Regions from separate parts of the Homo sapiens genome. Here regions 2 and 3 are each linked to region 1. The links are chromatin loops, found by intact Hi-C in ENCODE. Cell type or tissue: PC-3. All regions are shown on one strand.

Evidence for each region. A loop is a pair of places that touch in the nucleus more often than their neighbours do. Peaks named below come from ENCODE experiments on the same cell type or tissue, not always from the same donor. Only the 100,000 strongest peaks of a DNase experiment are listed, where the experiment ranks them.
Region 2: it touches region 1 in a loop (8-fold over the local background); 46 of 110 quality-filtered maps call a loop at or near these places.
Region 3: a loop joins it to region 1, with 3 times the contacts of the local background. A loop is called at or near these places in 2 of 110 quality-filtered maps.

The regions. Positions count from the first base shown.
Region 1 is chr4:71,181,870-71,186,869 of GRCh38, forward strand. It overlaps LOC124900712 (a long non-coding RNA gene), which reads right to left and starts at 4,655. Exons shown (of 2, transcript XR_007058133.1): 1 at 2,712-4,655; 2 at 1,819-2,586. It also overlaps a transcript of SLC4A4 not described here. In PC-3, CTCF peaks have their summits at 2,506 (motif pointing right) and 2,712; a DNase peak (open chromatin) is centred at 2,522; H3K4me3 peaks cover 838 bases; H3K27me3 peaks cover 1,560 bases.
Region 2 is chr4:71,550,678-71,555,677 of GRCh38, forward strand. SLC4A4 (solute carrier family 4 member 4) reads left to right here. Exons shown (of 26, transcript NM_001098484.3): 21 at 4,463-4,531. Among named protein-coding and RNA genes, the nearest start is that of GC, 230 kb to the right of the region's middle. In PC-3, CTCF peaks have their summits at 356 and 3,121; DNase peaks (open chromatin) are centred at 324 and 3,134.
Region 3 is chr4:71,129,378-71,134,377 of GRCh38, forward strand. It overlaps a transcript of SLC4A4 not described here. Among named protein-coding and RNA genes, the nearest start is that of SLC4A4, 55 kb to the right of the region's middle. In PC-3, a CTCF peak has its summit at 1,941; DNase peaks (open chromatin) are centred at 1,694 and 1,994; H3K4me3 peaks cover 758 bases; H3K27ac peaks cover 1,080 bases.

The sequences.
Region 1 (5,000 bases):
TTCTAGGGCTAAGGGGATTCTACAATTTCTCACTATGTCTTCCTTTTGAGGTGAAAGGGAGTGCTGTTATCATTACAGAAGGATAACAGGTGTAAATTGGCAATGTGACCTGGGATAGTTGGACACCCTCTTCATAGCATTTATCACTTCATTGCATTTAGCATTCCAAGATAATGGACATTATTTTGTCCACTTATTTGTTTACTTGTAAGTTCCATGAAGCAGGAACTTTTCTTGTTCTAGGAATCCATCACCCAGAAGAGTTCTTGACACAAAATAAGTAGGTTCTTAATAAATATTGGTTGACTGAATGGATGACCCAACCATGCCCCATATTCTGTGGTAGAACTGAGCATCCTTTGGTTGGCACTGGTAAATTGAAATGCCATGAAGGCACATTTGCTCAGAGTGCTCTTTCCCTAAGCAGAGGGGAAAAAGGAGCCAACGTTTAATATTCAGATTTTGATTTGCAGTGTTTTCCGTGAAGACATGAGTCTGGTAGATGGGTACTAGCAACATCAACTGTTTTGTTACTTGCAAGGAGACTGAGGTGCTGTGGTCTCCAAGATAGGCCTGGTCTAAAGAGCAGACCAGTGGGATGTGAACGGTAATAGGCCAGTTGGATCTGGTGGTCGGTTAGTCCATAGGGAAACCTGTCTCCAAGCAATGGAACAGCTGAATCCGCATGACTTGGTCCATAGGCCAAAAAGGAGGAACAGCTTTTAAGTGGCCTGCTATGTAGGCCCATTCAATTCCCAAGGAGGCAGGAAGCCAGTGGGATACAAAGGAAAAAACACCTTTCTGTGTCTGGGAAGTTGCTAGTCTGATCACGTGTATGTACATTTCACACACACACACACACACACACACACACTCTCTCTCACATTATGAGAGTCCAAGGGCCCCAAGAGTCTGTTCTGATAGAGAAGTCTAACATAATTCTCTACCACCGTACCTAAAACCAGACCAATCTTTTAAATCAGGGGCCTGGGTTTTAGTGGCTTAGTAGCTCATTTTAAGTTTTCCTTCTCCTTCCAAACAGAGAGGTCTGTGTCCTGTGTTATGCTGATCTATGGGAGAATTCCTGCAGGAGGAAGGGGCTGAAACATTGGCCTAAGGTTATTAAACAGAGCTTTCGTAATAAATATGTTGATACCATTTCTGAAAGATTTGCATATTTCTCTATCACATATTGTTCAATTTTATTAGAGGAAATCATTCTGGTATCCTGTTGGAATTGCTGAATTTTGGGGTATTATCTTAAGCTCCTTGATTTTAATGCTGTGGGAACTGAGACTCAGATTGAATAACCTGCCTTCCTTGACATTAACTGAGATAAGCTCCTGTTTTCAGAAGTTAGAACCCTCTACTGATAGTTGACTTTAGGCATGTGTTTTAAAAACGACAGTTGGATATGGTTGAGAGCTCAGTTGCTAAAGCTGTGAAGCAACTTGGGACACACGTTTAACCAAATAAAATTATTTTCCCCAGCTCATGCTGTGCTGACAGCTTCCAAAAACTGTGTTCACCTTCATTCTCTCCTCATAAAAAGGGGCTACAGGTATTTTTAAACCTGGGGTTTGAGGAAGAGAATGTTAATTATAAATCTAGATTAGTTGAATGTATTCAAGAATTTGCCAGACTGAATATGAATACTCTTGGAGTGTAAGTGAAACAAAAATGAGGCCTTTGGTGACCTATTATCTATCGATCTATATCTATCTATCTTTCATCCCAGATTGGTTTTAGAATGAGAAGAACAAAAGTTGCTTTTTCTCATTTCTTACTCTTACACAATGAAGTGGTTAACAAAATTGATACAGAGTGACAACTTTAATGATCATTCTGTTGCAAACAACTACAAGTCCAAACAAATATCAGCACAAAGAAAATCTCTATTCTGTGTAGCAACATGTTGGTCAGACTTTCGCCAATGAACCACCTATTTAAAAAGGACTTGATATTGACAAACATCTCTGATCAGTCTTTGACGTTTATAGTAACAAGCTATAATGTTATCTCCTACCACCTTTCTGTTTAGGCCCCAATATGAAATGCCTATGAATGTTATAATTTTGTATAACTCCAGGAGAAACATCCAACAATATTTTTCACCTTTTTTCCCAATAGTGAAAAAATCCAAATATAATAGTTATATTTATGGATTCTGCTCTTTGTTGAACACAGTGCTTTACAGACAACATATGGTGACAAGCCATCACTCTTCCTATTTTATGTAATGAGGAAACTTAAATACAGAGTCTTTAAGGACCTAGTCAGTCACACAAATACTGAGAAAATTCTATGCTAATAATCCTATCTGCAGGTCACATCGGCACCTTACTTTCAATAATCAACGCAGGGCCGATCAATTGCATTATTCTACTACATACAACTTCTTGTTTTAGAATCAAAGAATGTCATGCCTATAAGCGACCAGAAATGCCTGGACTACCTATTCGAAAACTTTCATCTTCATTCTTCTTAGAGACATTATGTCGTCATCACCTGCTGCCACTAGATGGTGCTTGTCATCGAAACAAAGGTCCTTCCTCCTTTCTGTTTTCTTTAGATGCCTATTAGGACCTTGGATGATACGAAAGAAATTTGATTAATAAGCTAAGTACTGGGCTGGTATTCTAAGAAGTCCTTTAGTACAGAGAGTTGTTGATTAAAAAGTAAACAAATCATTATCAGTAAAGCTTACTTACACCATTTTTCTAATTCCATCAGTTTTTCTGCTCATTCTTCTTGTCACCAAGCTGTGTGAACCCCAAGACAAAAAGAACTAATAAATCTTTCTTTGTGCTTATGAGAATCAAGAGACATGGCACAAGTTTTAGGAGAGGTGAACAAAAATCTCAGGATTCATTGTTATCACCCGGAAAAGCAATCGAAAGTGATCACATGCAGAGTTTATAAGAAAAATTAATCAATGACCTTTCAAAGGAAAACACGTATATCTCAACTACTGGACACTAATCAATAGGAAAGGAAATAGAACACTCTTTTAATTGTGGGATAGCAAACATCAAGTAATGAAAATGATAACAGAGGTTGTCAACGCTTTGCCAAAGACTCTTTTTCTCATTAATTTAAGACACATACCAAATCTCACCTCTATAGTACTCTCATTGTCTCCCTGCCTCCCACCCCACAAACCAACTTTATGCTCCTTTTAGGGTAAATTCTTGCCAATCTTTGTACTGAAATGCCTTCAGGAGTTACCTATTTAACTTACGTGAAGGAAAGTTTGATATATTTTGCAGCAGAATGCTTGAAAAATGTGTTTCTTGGACTTTTTCTTTCTTATTCACCAGCACTGAGTGTTCATGGCTGCTTCACGATTATAATGAGAAATTGCCAGCTATGTTGAAATACATAATCCACAGTGTGAAAAACTGCTGAACAGCAATGGCAAATTTTTAATACAAAAGTGACTTCCCTTTGCCTGTTAGCTTACTTTGCGGTTGCTGATTCTTGCTAACTGCCTGCTCAGGGAGTGAAAGTTAATTTTAACATTAGCCTAGAAACAGAACATAATCATTTAGGTGAAAACTTTAAAGCTAAATTTTTGTTTTATCTTTGGTTTTGAGTTTCCCATGAAAAATTCCCAGTGATATATCACTGCACTGGGTTATGTAGAATGTGTGAACATATATGTGAGCCAGATGTGACAACAGACACATGACAGTACATTTTAATTTCAGACATCAGATTGGCGTGTTTCCTTGTGCCTTCTGAGCATTAACTAAGGATTTTAAAGATAGAAACTTTTTAAAAGACACAGGCTCCATACCTGCTTTCCAAGCACTGGTGAGGCACCATGGATCTCTGGATCTCTTCCAGTTTTGAATACTAGAAAGAAAAGCCTCTGTCCTCAAATTATTTCCTCCCTACCCTCATTTTTTTTTTCTCTTGGAGGTCCTATAAGCTATAGCTTTGTATTGAAGAAATACTGGGGACCAGGAGCAGTTGGTATGTTAAATTATTTCTCTTGAGCTTTATGCATTTTGGTGGCTACTGTTGAAAACACAGTTTGGTCAGTGATGTCCACATACACATTACATATAATATGTATTACTAGAAAATGATATACACTTGCATGATATACCATGTGGTTGCAATCCATTAAGTGACTACTCTCTAGCAGTACCCAGAACAATAGATGGTGTGTCTGTGCTGACAGTCTGTTCATATCTTAATGGTTTACTTATGATTCAATAGTTTACCAATGGCAATGGTGCTGGATCACTGATATATTATTTGCTTGGCAAAGAGTACTTGAACCTCATTATTAGACTTAGGAACAGAATAAATACAAATAATCACTTTGCTAAGGCTGTTTTCCTAACTCCCAAGGAAGACAGAAAGGCATCAGTGACATAAGTGAAGGACACAGTTGACAACCACGTTATCTTCAGACATCTTTTGTTAAAGGTGAACAATTACTTAATACTGTGTTATGGCAGCACTCTATACGCCCCAAGTTTTATAAAGTAGAGTCAAGAGTGATCTGAGCTGGGAAACTCACGCAATTTTAGTTCTGCATGAAAGCACAGGCTCTCCCCACTGGGGAACTCTTTTGAGTAGGACAAAAAGCTGGACCTAGGACCCAGCCCAGGGCGTGAGAGAAAAGGAACCTGGGAGGCAAGAGCGGCCGGTCCGGAGCCGGGTCCTCCGCCAGCTCCGGGCGGGCGCTGCGCACAGAGCCCAAGCCCCCGGCGGAGGCGGCGCGGCTCGAGGCCCCTCCCCGCCGCCGATGCCCGGGCGGCTGACGCCGAGCAGCGGCCCGGAGCGGTGGGGGCCGGGCTGGCGGGCACGAGCGAGGGCAGGGCAGGGGGCCGGCCGAGGCCACTTACGGCTTTAAATATGGATCGCAGGCTCGCGCTCGCGGCACAGCCTCCGCCGCGGCCGCCTTCCGTGAGCCCCCGCACCCCGGCTTGCTCCCGAGGGGCGCCTGGGCTGGGCTCCACTGCTGCAGTGTTAGTTACTAGCAG
Region 2 (5,000 bases), 370 kb after region 1:
TAAAATGAAATGGCTCAACACCATTTCTGCAAACTCCATATATCCCTCACAAGTTTAATGGTCTCAGATGATCCTAGTAATTTTCTTTCATGCATTAAGCAGTGTAGGAAGTTGTTTCTCCTGCCTGTTTATGCAAGCTTACTTTGAAAATGAAGTTTTTCATTTTTATTCTGATCTCTTTGCTGAGGTCCGTCTTTTATGTGGAAGAATGTAAGGAATTACAGTTTTAAGTTCACGAGGATACCCCTTGACCCTAGCCAGCAACAGTCATACATGCCTCAAAGCACTGAATCTAACCACTGATTCGGTACTGAACTGTTGGGAAGCAAGAATAACTGGCGCCCCTGGCTGGTTAAACAGCTTAGTTCTGTGTTTCTGCAGCAGAAATACTGCCTGGTAAGTGAGTATTCTGTATGGGGAAACTAGAGGAGGCTAAAGAGCATCAAAAAGATGAAAGGCACTTCCTTGAGCTTACTTTTACCATTTTTCTGGCAAGTCTGAAGAAATAAAAATCAAGTGAAGTTCACTGCTACTTTTGTTGCCTTTGCTTGAAATAGTTTAATTCAAGTTAATTAGGAGTAGTCAAATTTATCTTTAAGATTTGTTTAGTGTTCTAAAATCAGGATAGCATTTAATTTGTATTTGGAAAATATTTGTTGAGCTTCTACAATATGCCACAATATGTCACTTTGTTCAGTGCCAGGGAAAGCAAAATGGTAGAGATGATGGTAATGGTGATGATGATGATGATAGTAGTAGCTACCATTTATTGAGCTCGGCATTTGATTAAGGGCTCAACACAGATTTTTAAAATTTAGTCCTTCAATGAATGACACCTACAAAAAATTGTCTCTCTTTTACACATAAGAAAATTTATTAATGACTTACCAGGTTACAAAGTTCGTAAATAATAGAGTCAAAATGTGAATTCAGGCAGTTCTGACATGAAAGCCAATCTCATAACCCTCAGGGTTTACAACCATTTAAAACAAAACATAGTACTTGCTCTCAAAGAACTCATTCACTTTCATTTTCCATGAGATGATCTTCTCCAGCTTCTTTGATCCAACTTCCAGTCCTTTCATGTGCAGATAAATACAGCATTTTCACAAACTCCTCATCATACCTCATTCCAGTTTCTTCAATGACTAGGAACCAGATTGCAAGTCAGTACTTCCTTATCAGCTTAGATTTTCAAGATTTAAGGGAATTAGGATATTATTTGAATAACATGTTTCTGAATATAGTTGTTACTGCTGAAAGGGCAATATAGTAGAACTTAAATAAGACCAGGGCTTTGAATCTGACCTTTGCAGCCATTCTTCTGGTCTGTACTCCTGCCATTTTCCACCCTGACCACTGAGGACCAAGGAGAGTTCTGCTGGGCAATTGCAGCAGGCTTCTTGACTTGCCAGTCAGGTCTTCATGATAATTATGACATTAATACCTCATTTATCATTTATTATCTATTCAGAATGAGGCCCTGGACTAGATATTTTATGTGATATACTCTTTATCATACCCTCTTTTAAATGAGAATACTGAGGATAAGAAAAGTTAGTAATTTCTCAATGTTACATAAGTAGTAGGGCCAGAATTTGAAACTAGGCCTGTCTGACTTTTGTGCCCATGCTCTTAATCAGGATCTCGTTCTGGATTGTACATTCACATGTACACACACACACACATACACACACACATACACACACACACATACAGTGACGATTATTCTGCTAGAAGGTCTCACTGCTGTACTGAATTCTGGTTGGACAACTACACTCTACCCTTATTTTTAAATTTACCCTTTTCTCGTTTACTCTTCTGGGAATATTCAAATACTATCAGCACATCAAAGGGAGGTATAAGTGAAAAAGAGTAGAACTGCATTCACCAGAATTTGAAAAATTTGGTGACATGGTCTGAGTATGTTAACTCCTATTTTGATTTTATCTCAATTATTCCATCTGCTTGTAGGGTCAATACTTGATTTCATGTATGGTAATCTTATTTATAATTATACTTTTGTGCTTTCTGGGTATGATTGGTTATCCATAAAATTTCCTTTACATAATTTTATCATTTGGCAATTCTTGATATGCCTGTATGGTATACTTTGTGCTGTTTATGTTTTAATTACTCCTGTCTTGCTTTGTAAAAATATCTACCTACTATTACTATGTAAATTATACTGGTTTAACTTAAGATGGAGTTCCATCTTCTTAAAATGCATCTTCTCTTTCCTCCTTTGAGAAATTTCTATTGCAAGAAATGATTATTTTGTGATGAATTTTTAAGGATTGACCTCCTGTGACCCATGAACTAAATCCAATAAAAAGTATCCTCTAACCCAATAATTCTGTCAAGTTTCATCAAGTTTTCCATATTGGAAGATTTTTATTGAGATGTTGCATTATCATAAGGAAAATGGCAAATTTCAAAAGACATATTTTTATCACATTGAAGTTGGCCCAAAGTCAACTTAATAGCCTTCTTTATATGTATTATTTCCTTTTCAACAAAGAATAACTGTTTAAAAAACATCTTCATATCTAAAGCTATTTTTCTACCCACAACCCATGCCATTCTATGTTACTGATACCTTCTGATTTTATTTTGTGGTAGATTTGGTGATATCTGTAATAATAAATTCACAGAGAATGGAACTAAGCACCAAGGCAAAAGTGTCCTTCACTTTGACATTAGAACCACATTAGAAAAAACATTTAGCTAAGCCTAGCTGAGGGATGAGGATGAGGCCAGGGATGGTCCCTTTGTGGTGGCTTTCTTTCAAGCAAGAAAAATGCTTTACCCAGATTAAAAAGGAACTACTGCAGGAATTCTAACTAGTTTTCCATGGTTGAACTATACTTCTCTTTTCCCTTCTTACTTTTCTTTCCTTCCAGCTGCCCCACCCCCACCACCCACCAAATTGAAAATGAAATGACAAGAAAGAAATATGGGAGATGTTTAAAAAATGAATCAAAGCTATGCAATGATCCTTCTCTTAGTTTTTTTACTTTATGGTACATTTATACACAAGAATCACAAGGAATAGAAACATGCACATTGCAAAATAAATGAAGGCATGTGTCAGAAATAAAGAGGCTTGAGTGTGATGTGTTCACCTCTTTGTGGTGACTGTTAGGTATTACAGCTTCCCCAGCAGGAACATCATCCCTCCTACCCCCGTCAACATTCTATGTCACTTTTAGTTTTTTCTGACATCAAGAGCAAAATTAGCTACATTAAAATTGTTAGTCTTTTTTTGAAGAAGCATTTGATGTTTTGTATATATAAATAAGGATATTTATTTCATATAAATTTAAGCATCCCTATGGCTAGCCAATAAAAATTGGAAATATTTGTTACACATTTTAGAATTTACTCATTCTCTAATAGTGGCCAAAGAGTCTCAGATATGGAACTACTTTAGGCAATCACAAGGAGAGGCTGATAGAAATTGTGCTTCACTTAGTACGTGCAGTATTTTTAAAATTACTCTAAAGCCATACTATGTTTTCTGGTTACAATAGCCTCCTTTATGTGGATTTGGTAAGATTGGCCTTAATTGACTTGCGGTTTTAGTATTTTAGCTTTGAAAAATCCTGAAATTACTTGAACTTCTTTTCAAATTCTAAGGTTGAGAACCTTTTGTTTTTCAAACAGAAGACTTCCCAGAAACAGAATCATCCTTGATTTGCTTAGTTTCCTCAGTACTAGGGACATTTCAAAGGTCTAGGAATAGATACAGTTTACAGACATCACTTCTCCTTGTTAAAACACTTTGTATTAATATAAAATATTTTTTGCTAATGCATGAAAAGGTATTAATTCAGTTTTAAAAGATGTGTATTAATCCATGTGTGTAATTAATTGCTTCCAAGTGCTCCAAGGTCCTTTCAAGCAGTTCTCTTTAGTTAGTTCTCATAATATTTGCAAGAAGCGAGGGGATAGTCTTTTGATGTTTATTTTATTGAAAGAGGCATCTATATACCAAGCTGATAGACTATTTGGCAAAAATTATTAAGGACAAAAATGAACAGACTATATTGAAAGGAACTTGATCTCAAGAGTGAGGCAACCATCTATTAATACCTCTGTTTCTGTCTACCTCACAGTCCATAGAAGCATCTTGTTTACATAGTTATTCCTTTTCAGGGTGAAGGGAAACATAACTTTTCCTCCATTAATTAAAAAAAAGTTATTAGTAAGGTCATGCATGCTCACTAAAAAAACAAGCATCCAATGAAAATTGAAAGTCCATTATACCCTTCTTCATTTATTTCTATTACAAAGAGTTTAGAAGTTCATCAATTGACTAGTAAAGCATACTAGTTAGAGGTCACTAAGTTATTATATCCTATATTTTAGTTTTAGATTTAGCCTTTATTTAAATGATTCCTCTTCATTCCTCTTTTTTCTTGTTATCATTTTTAAGTTGTATCCATTTTTTTCCTTCTAGTTTATACCCATGCCTGTACTCTATGGTGTGTTCCTGTATATGGGAGTAGCATCCCTTAATGGTGTGCAGGTAAGTTTTTGAATAGCAATGTAAGTACAGTAGTGTTTTTCTAGTAGTAAGAATAGTCCAGTAACAGATCTTTGAAGAAAAGTGCTAATCATTATTAACTGCTGAGTTTTTAAAATGCATTTATTTTCTACTTCACCATTCACCTGCTTTTCATTTCTGGTTTAATCAACAAGTTAGCCAGTATTAAGAAAAGTTGCCATACATACCCATTGTTTAAATAGGCTGTTAAAAGTCATTTAACCAAGAAAGCAAGAGGCTATAATCTTTCTTTTCCTTCCCCTTACCCATCTTTATCTCCTTTTTACTGTCTCAGGAAGGATACCTAACTCTTTCTGTGTGTTCTTAAAGATAGTGTTTATCCATTTGCCTTAACTCTATACTAAAAACAGGCTATTGATTTGCTTTTCACATGGCTATGATCAATAATCAAAAGTTTTTTTACCAATAAAAGAATAAAGTCAATGTGGTT
Region 3 (5,000 bases), 52 kb before region 1:
ATTAATTATTAGAGAAATGCAAATTAAAACCACAGTGAGATACCATCATACACCAGTCAGAATGGCTGTCATTAAAAAGTCAAAAAATAACATGCTGGCAAGGTTGCAGAGAAAAGGGAATACTTATACACTGCTGGTGGGAATGTAAATGAGTTCAGCCATTGTGGAAAGCAGTTTGGCAATTTCTTAAAGAACTCAAAATGGCATTACCATTCGACCCAGTAATCCCATTATTGAGTGTATGCCCAAAGGAATATAAATTGTTCTACCATAAAGACACACATCACATGTATGTTCATTGCAGCACTACTCACAATAGCAAAGATATGGAATCAACCCAAATGCCCATCAGTGATAGACTGAATAAAGAAAATGTGGTACATATACATCATGGAATACCATGCACCAAAAAAAAAAAAAAAAAAAAAAAAGAATGAGATCATGTCCTCTGTAGCAACACAGATGGAGCTGGAGGTCATTATCCTAAGTAAACTAACACAGGAACAGAAAACCAAATATTGCCTGTTCTCACTTATAAGTAGGAGCTAAACATTGCGTACACGTGGACACAAAGAAGAGAAAAACAGACACTAGAGCCTACTTGAGGATAGAGGGAGGAAGGAGGGTGAGGATTAAAAAACTACCTATGGGGTACCATGCTTATTACCTGGGTGATGAAGTAATCTGTACACCAAACCCTTGTGACATGCCATTTACCTATATGACAAACCTGCACATGTACCCTTAAACCTAAAATAAAAGTTAAAAATGAATCCTCTTATCCGTCTTCAGGGACCTGTGCTTCAAAGACTCCTCTGACCTCTTCAATTGCCAGAGTTCTCTTGTAATGTTAATTATTTTTTTTTTTAAGAGATGAGATCTTGCGCTATTGCTTGGGTGGGGGTGCAGTAGCACAATCATAGTTCACTGCACTCTCAAACTCCTGAAGTTAAGCAATTCTACCACCTCAGCCTCCTGAATAGCTGGAACTACAGGCATGTGCCTCCATGCTGGCTAATTAATTTTGTTTTTTAAATTTTGTAGAGAAGGGGGTCTCACTTTTTTGCCCAGGCTGGTCTTCAACTCCTGGCTTCAAGCAATTCTCCCACCTCGGCCTCCCAAAGTGCTTAGATTACAAGCATGAGCCACAGTGCCTGGCCTCATTTTGTTAAATGAATGTCACTTACTATTTTCAATATGCTCTTAGCACTTAGTGATATCATACTTATTTTGTTAAATGAGTGTCACTTACTATTTTCAATATGCTCTTAGCATTAAGTGATATCATACTTTGAAGCATCTCTTTTATTGTATTATTTGTTGTAATGCGTATGTATCTTATTTTTGCAGCTTCTCAAAGGCAAACCTCGCTCATATACTTTTGTATCCCTCACTGCACCTAACATAAGTCTATGCAAATAGTAGATCCTCTGTGAAGATTTGTGGAATCAATACCTTTTTAGGAAAACTCAAGCTGAGGGGAGATATCTTTGTAGTTGAGAGAGCTCTCTGTGAGAGGAGGTTGTGTGAAGGCAGTCATGGTGACAGCCTTTTCTTTCCAGTGACACAGTGGGAGGAAAGTTCTCCCCTGTACACATCTATCCCGTGCTGAGAATGTAATCCCCATGATGAATATCAAGTGAGTGATACATGCTAGAATCTCAAACTATGACACTAAAGGGAAAGAATGACGAGATAATTTTGTCTTCTCAACCACTGACTTTTCTGCCTTATTCATCATGAGATCATGTTCACTAACAACGGCGGATGGGAGAGTGGGGATCTGTCTGTCCATCTCATACTAGTTTGGCATCTCTGTAGAAAGAAAAATTGACAGAAAAAGCAACTGTTTCCTTTTTAAGCATCCTTCTGTTTGCTCCTTTCTGTTTTGTCTGTTTCTGAAGTGCACTTTCGCCGTCCCTCTAAAGATGTTGGTTCTTTTATAACAGCAGAGGTCCTCCTTGCTCAGCAGTCCTCCAGGATCAAGAAACTACTCATCCTAAAAGCTCGAGATCACTGGGAACTGCGTGACTTAAACAGATGATTAAAGACCCATTGTCTGTGCTGTAGCTGGGTTTATGATGCCTTTTCATCACGACACCTGCCAACATTTCAAGGTTCTAATTAGCTGCCAATCAGGGTAAAAAGCTCAGAATAAGCAGCATTGTGCCTGGAATTACTATGTGGAAGTATATGCAAATTACTTGGGTTAAAGATAAAGAATCTGCACTTTAGAGAATGAAAAGCTGTATTAATCTAGGATTATTAAACATTGGTAAATGCATTATTGACCTTGTCATGATGCCAGATTGTGATCAAGAGCCATCCCAGATTTTCTGGACAGTGGTAAAACATGCTGGCTCTGGCCTGGCTAGTTCCATTTGAATAGCAGGGAGCAGAAAACCAAAGCCTATACTAATCTGAGTGTGTCTGGAGTCCCGAGCCCATGAGATCGGGACAAGCTCTACCCTGTGCCACCCACATTTTCCCATCTGTATCCATCTCCCACTGTGTTATCAGACACTCCAGATGGAGCTTCCTGTACCATTGTTAATTATTATTATTATTTTTTTCTGTTCACCCATAATGTCTCTGAATCTACTGGCACTGCAACTGTTGTCTTTGTTGGAAAGAAATGATAGCCTTCCAAAATGGTGATGACGGCATATCTTTGTGAGCTTTTAGGAGCAATGTGCATACTATTTAAGTTTTAAAAAATAATAATTTTGTCCTGACACTTTAAAAAAGTGAATTTCTTTATAATTAGTTCCAGTGTTTAGGATTGCTTTAAAAATCACTAGTGTTTTTTCCTTTAAACAAGAAGAAAAGATTCAGCTTGTTTTTCTTGTTTGGTATTTTTTTTTGGATGAAAAGCACTATAGAAATGTAAGCTATTATTAATCCACCCCTTCTCCAGACACATGTTGACGGGGGCTCTAAAATGTATATCAGCTAACGGCATGTCTCAGCTCAAAGAAAGCTGCAAAATTATCTTGAAGCATGTTCTTCGAATTTGCCCAAAGCCTGTCTATTTCCATGGAAATAGAAGTGGCATCCTGCAGCTGAGGCTGCTGTTGGTTTTAGCAGTTACAGCAGGTTTAGCTGGATGGATACTACCTCCTGGACAATACTTAATGCTTTTTCCTAAGTGTTTTTTATAGCAAGGGTAGGGAATGAGTTAAATTGTGCCTGGATACAGAGGGACAGACAGAGAGATCTTGTAGATTTCCTCCAAAGCCTTGCATATTATAATAAGATCTTGATGACTATTACTTCTGTTGCAACTGCCTGCTTACTGGTATTGCATAGTAAGATGAAGAAAAAAATCATCATGTTTTGCCCAACAGCTTTACCAGCTGTGTGCCTAGTTGGAATTTTCTAAGTAATACTTCCTTTTCCACTATTGGCCACAGCTAGTGTTAACTGACCCTAAGCAATCCAGTAATCAAAGTCTCTGTTATCATTGTCCTCTTTGGGATATTAAGTACATGCATGTGTGTATCACTGTGTTGGGCACTGCATAGGCCAGACAGAGACAGCTAAAGGCCACTCCAATGCAGTGAACATGTGGAGGACATGGTGGGAACTAGCAAGCCCCTAACACGATAGGAGTTGACAAGCCTACAGACTTGCACTGAATGCCAATTAATGTAAGTGCATTTGATGAATTACCATTTTTTTTTTAACCAGGGTGAGATTTGTAGAAATTTGTGCAAATTTGGAAAATTTTTATTGTAATTTGGAAATGAGTGATAGCACTGAGTCCTTCTTAGTTTCGTATCCCTGAACCCCTCTAGAAGAATTGTAGGAGCCTTAGGTTGTTAACATGGGAACCATTAAGACATCTTCTTAAGGTCTCACTTGGATCCTATTTCCTGAATAGCTCTGTGAGGCTAAGCTTTACCGTATGTTTTAGTTATCTGTTCACCATGAAACTCTGGTTTAAACAACAATCATTTGTTTGCTTATGATTATCTAATTTGGCTATGACTCAGCAAGGACAGTGTGATTCTGTCCTATGTGGTATTAACTTCCAAGATGGCTGGCTCACATAGTTGGCAAATTGGAACTCAGCTGCGGGAGTCAGCCAAGGGTGCCTTGGTTGGCAGGATTCCCAGGTTCTTCTCTGTGTGGCCAGCGTGGGCTTCCTTACAGCAAAGTGGTCCAGGGTAGTCGTATTCCTTACATTATGGCTGCCTTCCTCCAGAGTGCAAACGCAGAAGTCCCAGGCCTTTTTTAGGCTAGTCTTGGAACTAGCACAGCATCACTTCTGCCAGGTCACAAGGGTGGCTCACTTTCAAGGAGAGGGACTCCATAGATGTGAGTCCTAGGAAGTGTGACTCATTGGGGGCTATTGATGTAATCATCTCCCAGTTTGGTTTCCTGATTCTTATGGCTGTCGCTGCCCTGATACCGAACTTGGCACCCCCGTTGCTCAAAGTCTTAGGGACCTGCCCTACTCTTTCTAGAACTTTCAAGGACTGAAACTCTTCTTTTCAGGCTTTGTCCTCTTGGTAGCTATCAAATACCTTGCTCTGTCTTGCTGGCACAACCATTGATTTCCCCATGAAGTTTTCTGGAGGCTGTCCTAGGCCTTTACTATGCTCCTGGCTTGCAAACAGAGTCCTGAATGCATTGAGGTATACGGGATGGTGTGCCAAGGAGGTGGGGAACTGTGAGACATATACATGAATCATCTTACCCCAAAGTTGATTTTACCTGAAAATAAAGATTTTCAAAATTCTCATTTCAATCATTATATTTTTATATGAATTAACGTGGTTATATTATGAAATAAAATATGAGGTTCTATTGAATTTTCAAGATAAAACACAAGGCTTCAAGAATATTTAAAGCTTAGTCAGGCTGCTTGAAGCTATACTCCCAGATTCCTGGGCCAGGGGTATATTCTCCCATGTCACTGCTGGCCTGTTCAGTTTTTGTATCAGAAACTCTCCTACTGGTCTTGCTTATCATGCCATCCATCCATGTCCAGATTA